2 separate regions of the Homo sapiens genome follow, and region 1 is linked to region 2. Evidence: chromatin contacts called from ENCODE Hi-C or POLR2A ChIA-PET data. All regions are on one chromosome and are shown on one strand. The core of a region is the stretch at or near the end of the contact, and the rest is flanking DNA. Distances in the headings are between cores, read along the strand shown.

Region 1 (3,448 bases), core at 699-3,198, 260 kb before region 2:
TAGTGAAATAAGTGGTCACTTTCTGTGAGGCTTTCATTCATGATCACTGAATCCACATCTTACATACGTTAATCAAGTTTAGCCTAAAGCTGCTTCTTTACATATTTCAATTTGGCCTAAAGGTTTTTCTGTACATTGTGAACTGTAACAAGCGGAGGTATAACTCGGCCATAGCCCACACCCTGTGCCAATCACTGAGTTTTGGCCAGTCAGATGTAGCCAACTGTTTGAGCCATATTCAAATAAGGCAAATGCCGACCTGTAGCCAATCCAGTTGTTTTTGTACCTCACTGACTTCTGTATGTCATTTCCCTTTGTCTATAAATCTTCTTCCATCACATGGCTGCACTGGAGTCTGTCTGAATCGGCTGTGATTCTGGGGGCTGCCCGATTCACAAATTGTTCATTGCTCAATTAAACTCCCTTAAATTTAATTTGGCTGAAGTTTTTCTTTTAACACATGTGAAAGGAGGGAAAAAGGAACAGTCAATTATGAATTCATCTTGTGCTAAATATATCTGTATTTTACACAAGATAAAGTAAACACAGAGTAGAGGAAGAAGTCAATTATGCTTTTGTCTTAGGGTGGGGGTAAGTATGATTTATTATTATTATTTTTTTCTGAGACAGAGTCTCACTTTGTCCCCCAGGCAGGAGTGCAGTAGTGTGATCTCAGCTCACTGCAACCTCCGCCTCCCGGGCTCAAGCAATTCTCCTGCCTCAGCCTCCTGAGTAGCTAGCATTACAGGTGTGTGCCACCACGCCCAGCTAATTTTTGTAGTTTTTAGTACAGACAGGGTTTCACCATGTTAGCCAGGCTGGTCTCGAACTCCTGACCTTGTGATCTGCCTACCTCAGCCTCCTAAAGTGCTGGGATTACAGGTGTGAGCCACCGCACCTGGCCTGGAAGTATGATTTAAAAAAAAGAAAAATATTGGCCGGACGCGGTGGCTCACACCTGTAATCCCAGCACTTTGGGAGGCCTAGGCGGACGGATGATGAGATCAGGAGATTGAGACCATCCTGGCTAACATGGTGAAACCCTGTCTCTACTAAAAATACAAAACATTTAGCCGGGCGTGGTGGCAGGCGCCTGTAGTCCCAGCTACTCGGGAGGCTGGGGCAGGAGAATGGCGTGAACCCGGGAGGCGGAGCTTGCAGTGAGCCAAGGTCGTGCCACTGCATTCCAGCCTGGGTGACAGGGCAAGACTCCACCTCAAAAAAAAAAAAAAATTATTGTTATTTTTTTGAGACAGAGTTTCACTCTTGTGGCCCAGGCTGGAATGCAATGGTGCAATCTTGGCTCACTGCAACCTCTGCCGCCTCAGCTCAAGTGATTCTCTTGCCTCAGCTTCCCAAGTAGCTGGAATTACAGGCATGTGCCACCATGCCTGTCTAATTTTTTGTCTATAGTAGAGACGGGGTTTCACCATGTTGGTCAGGCTGGTCACGAACTCGTGACCTCAGGTGATCCCTTGGCCTCTCAAAGTGTTGGGATTACAGCCGTAAGCCACCACGCCCGGCCATGATTTTTTTTTTTTTTTTTTTTTTTGAGACAGGGTCTTATTCTGTTGCTCAGGTTGGAGTGCAGCGGTGCGATCACACCTCACTAGAGCCTCGACCTCCTGAGCTTAAGCAATACTCCCAATGCAGCCTCCTGAGTAGCTGGTACTACAGGTGTGCACTACCACACCAGGCTAATTTAAAATCTTTTCCGTAGAGACAGCCTCTCACTGGGTTGCCCAGGGTGATCTCCAACCCCTGAGCTCCAGCAATTCTCTCACCCCAGCCTCCCAAAGTGTTGGAATTACAGGTGTGAGCCCCCATGCCTGGCCAGATTTCTATTTTTTTATTTGTCCTGTACCTGTGAAGGTAAGCTGAATTTACATGGTCAGGGTGAGGGAAGCCACCTGTGGAGATACGTGGCATTCAATCTTGCAGCTATCTGGTTAGGAACAAAAGAAAATGCAGTTTCCTGTATGACTCAGTTCCTAAGCTTAGCTTTTTGCCCTTTGACATAGTGAGTTTGGGGTCTGGTGATTTTATTTTTCTTTCACACTGTTACTGGAAAGGAGTCCCAATCAAGACCCCAAGAGAGGGTTCTTTTTTAATCTTTTTTTTTTTTTTTTTTTTTTGAGACAGGGTCTCACTCTATTGCCCAAGCTGGACTGCAGTGGCGCCCTCTGCCTCCCGGGTTCAAGTGATTCTCCTGCCTCAGCCTCCTGAGTAGCTGGGATTACAGGCACGTGCCACCACGCCCGGCTAATTTTCTTGTATTTTTAGTAGAGACAGGGTTTCCCCATGTTGGTCAGGCTGGTCTCAAACTCCTGACCTCATGATCCACCTGCCTCGGCCTCCCAAAGTGCTGGGATTACAGGCGTGAGCCACCACACCCAGCCAAGAGAGAGTTCTTGAATCTCACGCAAGAAACAATTCCAGGCGAGTCCATGGAGTAAAGTGGAAGCAAGTATATTAAGAAAGTAAAGGAATAGGCTGGGCACAGTGGCTCACACCTGTAATCCCAGCACTTTGATAGGCCAAGGTGGGCGGATCATTTGAGATTGGGAGTTCAAGACCAGACTAGCCAACATGGTGAAACCCTGTCTCCACTAAAAAATACAAAAACTAGCTGGGCGTGGTGACATACGCCTGTAATCCCAGCTACTTGGGAGGCTGAGGCAGGAGAATCGCTTGAGCTGGGGAGGTAGAGGTTGCAGTGAGCCAAGATTGCACCACTGCACTCCAGCCTGGATGACAAAGTGAGACTCCATCTCACAAAAAAAAAAAAAAAAAAGAAAGTAAAGGAACAAAGAATGTCTACTCCATAGGCAGAGCATCCCCTAAGGTTGCTGGCTGGATATTTTTTATAGTTATCTCTTGATTACATGCCCAACAAGGGTGGATTATTCATGAATTTTCTGGGAAAGGCACGGGCAATTCCTGGAACTGAGGGTTCCTCCCCACTTTTTTTTGAGACAGAGTCTTGCTCTGCCACCCAGGCTGGAGTGCAATGGTGCAATCTCAGCTCACTGCTACCTCTGCCTCCTGGGTCCAAGCAATTCTCCTGCCTCAGCCTCTGGAGTAGCTGGGATTACAGGCGCCCGCCACCATGCCCAGCTAATTTTTGTATTTTTAGTAGAGACAGGGTTTCACATCTTGGCCAGGCTGGTCTTGAACTCTTGACCTTGCAATCCACCTGCCTTGGCCTCCCAAAGTGCTGGGATTACAGGCATGAGCCACTGCGCCCGGCCGGTTCCTCCCCTTTTTAGACAATATAGGGTAACTTCCTGATGTTGCCACGGCATTTCTAAACTGTCATGGCACTGATGGGAGTGTCTTTAGCATGCTAATATATTATAATTAGCACATAATGAGCAGTGAGGACGACCAGAGGTCACTTTCTTTCTATTTTTTGAGATGGAGTTTCACTCTTGTCATCCAGGCTAGA
Region 2 (3,393 bases), core at 894-3,393:
CTGCAGTGAGTTATAATTCCACCATTCAGTCCAGCCTGGGTGACAGAGTAAGACCCTGTCTCTAAAAAATAAATAAAAATTAAAAATTAAAAAAATTCAAGGCTCTGATAAGTCCTGCAAGATAATAGCCTGTCTGACTTTGTGTTTCCTAGGCTTCTTGGATCCAGAAGCTTTTCCCCCTCCCAAAGTAATAGTCAATGGAGCATCACTTGGGAAACACATCCAAAATGCAGAGGGCATCCTTCCAGAGTTCCGAGAAGGAAAAACAGGAGTTGGAGAAGCATCTTGCTAAAGAGGCATAGAAGGCAGGGGATACTGGAGATCCACGAAGGCTCAGCCTCTCTCAACCTCCAGGATCCCCCATCTCCAGAGCCACTGTCCCCAGAAAAGGTGTCATTGAGCAGAAACCTCAGAGGAGGGGAAAGATTCCTTAGCTGTCTAAGAGACAGCCTCAGGTAGGCTGGTGCGCCCAGCCAGCAAGGGAATGAGAGGCATCTCCCAGCATGCCCTGGGGAAGGTACAGCCTGGTCCTCTGGTTGGACTTGAATTCTCAGACCAGCTCATGTCTGTCTACACCTGACTCCCCAACTCTGCACAGTAGGACATATGACATCTGTCCCCCACCCCCCTCCCCTGATTCTGTCCTCTCCTAGGTCTTCTGCATCTGCCTAGGGTGTGAGATGACCTCCTAACCCCCCACCTTGGGGCTTGGAGGCTCCTGTCTTCTTTGGAGTGGAGGAGAGAGAAAAAACTCCTGCCTCAGCTCCCTCCCACCTGCGTAGACTCTTGGCTGCCTTCTGAAGCCAGACAATACAGGGAAATGTTTGCGCCCAAACAACTTTGCTGCATCAGGAACTGCTTGACCCTGCCCAGGAAAGTAAACTCCTAGAGCTCCACCCTTTTGCTCCCTCGGTCTGCAAACCAGGGATCAAAGCTGGAGGGGCAGCCCAGCAAGGGGTTATCAGAGCCAAAGGGGTCACAGGTGTCCCAAGGTGGGCAAGAGGGGAGAGCTCAGGGGTCGCCTCTCTCTAGGGACCCGGGCTTGCCTTCCTGGCTAATTCAGAAAAGGAGTTCTCTCCTTGACAGTGAAATATGCAAAAGCCAGATTGCCAGTATTTTTCTGGAGAGCTGTGGCTCTGAATTTAATCTGGTCTAAAGATAATGAAAACAGCACTTTGACTTGATTTGAAAAATGTATTAATTCATTCCACAAGCATTTGCTGCGCTTGGGTTCTGTGCCAAGCCTAGCGTTGGGCACTGGAGATCCAGTGTGGATCAGCTAAACGCTGCCCCGGAGAGACCCACGGTCTAATGGGGGAGAGAGACACACAAATGGAATCGGAGGGCAGGCGGCTCTGCTTGGTCCCCAGCTGAAGTTCCCCCTGGGAAATGCCAACCTTGGCTAAACTAAAGGCTCAGGAGATTGGCACACACATAGCTGGGACAGGTTAGGGGGCCTGTCACTAAATGCACCTGCAGCCATCTGGCCGCCCTACCATGGAAACTATAGGATCAGTGCATAGTTTCAAAACCGGACGTCCTGTCCTCATATTCGATAAAGACTCCAATGCCCTCCAGGGTCCCCTCCCGGCAGCCCTTCCCTTCCTCTCCGATGGGAAGTCCCTTTGCCAACCTCAACACAGCCCTGAGGTGATGAACATCAGCTGTGAGCCAACATTGAGAAAAGCAACACGGGGCAAGAGAAGATCGGCTTCTCCTGGCTCATGGGCACAAACACATTCACAAATATGTGGACACTCCCAGAGGATGACCTCCGGGCATTCCAGTGCATCGACCTTTGGGACATGTCAGCTTCCCATTTCCAGCAGCGGGCTGTGGAGGGGAGGGAGAACCAGTGATCCAGTGACTGCCTCCCCTGTCCAGGCTCCCAACTCAACCCTAGTGGAGCTTGGACAGCAACTCATCCTGTCTTAGCCTTTGGGGACATCAAGCACGGGGTGGAAGGGGCCAGGAAGATGGAGAGCAGGAGGCCAGGGGCGGCTAAGGTCAAGACAGTCAGTCTGTTTGTCATGGCCCCTCACGCCCACCTCGCCCGCATGCCAGAGACTGTGTGTTTTCGTCTTTTTCTTGGAGGGGGAGGGATGCGGCTCAGAGCCTTGAGTGATGAGTTAAGTGACAATGAATTTGAACCACATGGAGCCCGGGCTTAAGGGGAAAGTGTTTTGGTGAAATGCAGCTGGGATTTCATCAGCCCCCACCCCCCAGACGGTACAAAAATAGTCCAGGCCAGGCAGGCTGTGACCCACAGGCCTGGCCCAATTTCGCCAACCCCTGTCCTGGAGAAAAGCTCGGAGTGGCCTCTTTCCCTCGATCTGGGTTTCGTAATCTGCCTCTTTGTTTTGGTCGCTGGTTTGTTGATGGGCTGGGTTTGTCTGGGAGAATTTGCTCCCTCTGGAAGAGAGGGTGAAGCCAGGAGACCCTCTCTTACTGTTTGTCACAAGTCTCCTTGGGGCGTCAGGGAGGGGCCAGAGCTGGGCTTGCTGGCCCCAGGCGGGGTAAGAGTGACATGGTCACGGCTTGGGACCAAGACCAGCTCGGGAAGCCCTGCAGCTTTGGGGATGTGGGTGGGTCATGGGCACTGGGGCAAGAGGTGGGCTTCACTCAAGCAAAAGCTGAAAGGTCTATCACCCTCTCAAAGCCAGCTCCACCCTTCAGAGGGGGAAACTGAGGCAGAGGCAGGGTGTGAGTGATCCCAGGCACTGGAGTCTGTTAACAGCATGGAGGAGGCATCCGGAAGTGTTTGTGGGTTGAGAAAATGACAAAAGCCCTTTGCCCCAGTCCCTCTCAGCTGAGCCCAGGAAGGAAAGGAAGGCAGGGCTGCCTGAAACCCCCACCCCAGGGCACACCCGGAAGGTGGACAGGCCCCACCTCCCTGAGCTTCTGTCATACATCATCTCCTTCCCTCCTTCCCCATATGTGAATGGTGGTAGCCACCTCCCTGGGTTGGGATGAGGGGAGGTGACCCTAATCGTGCCCTTGCAGGCTGGTGGCAGCAGGACCCACAGGGCGGCAGCTCCCAGAGGGAAAGAGATGCACATGCTGTGAGGCCAGGGGCTGCTGGGACGGGGAGCGAGCTTGGGGTAACAGGGCCATTGATTTGACAGTCGAAAGTCACATCATCCAGGCTGGGCACAGTGGCTCACGCCTGTAATCCCAGCATTTTGGGAGGCCAAGGTGGGCAGATCCCCTGAGGCCAGGATTTCGAGGCCAGCTTGGCCAACATGGCAAAACCGTCTCTACCAAAAATATGAAAAATTAGGCGGGCATGGTGGCGGCACCTGCAATCCCAGCTACTCTGGAGGCTGAGGCAGTAGAATTGCTTGAATCAGGGAGGCGGAGGCTGCAGTGAGCCGAGATCACGCCATTGCACTC

Evidence for each region. A loop is a pair of places that touch in the nucleus more often than their neighbours do. ChIA-PET counts read pairs that join two places held with the same protein, here RNA polymerase II (POLR2A).
Region 1: a loop to region 2 is called in a map with no recorded cell type, with 2.5 times the contacts of the local background. The contact joins two enhancer-like sites. A Hi-C loop is called at or near these places in 1 of 37 single-sample maps with no recorded cell type. POLR2A ChIA-PET finds 5 or more read pairs at or near these places in 1 of 52 experiments (H1).

What each region holds. Positions count from the first base shown.
Region 1 is chr7:74,140,376-74,143,823 of GRCh38, reverse strand. No RefSeq gene overlaps it. Among named protein-coding and RNA genes, the nearest start is that of EIF4H, 32 kb to the left of the region's middle. Within about 2 kb of position 1,948, at least 2 of the 41 ENCODE cell types and tissues checked have a DNase peak (open chromatin) inside an H3K27ac peak, as active enhancers do.
Region 2 is chr7:73,878,986-73,882,378 of GRCh38, reverse strand. No RefSeq gene overlaps it. Among named protein-coding and RNA genes, the nearest start is that of TMEM270, 20 kb to the right of the region's middle. Within about 2 kb of position 2,143, at least 11 of the 41 ENCODE cell types and tissues checked have a DNase peak (open chromatin) inside an H3K27ac peak, as active enhancers do.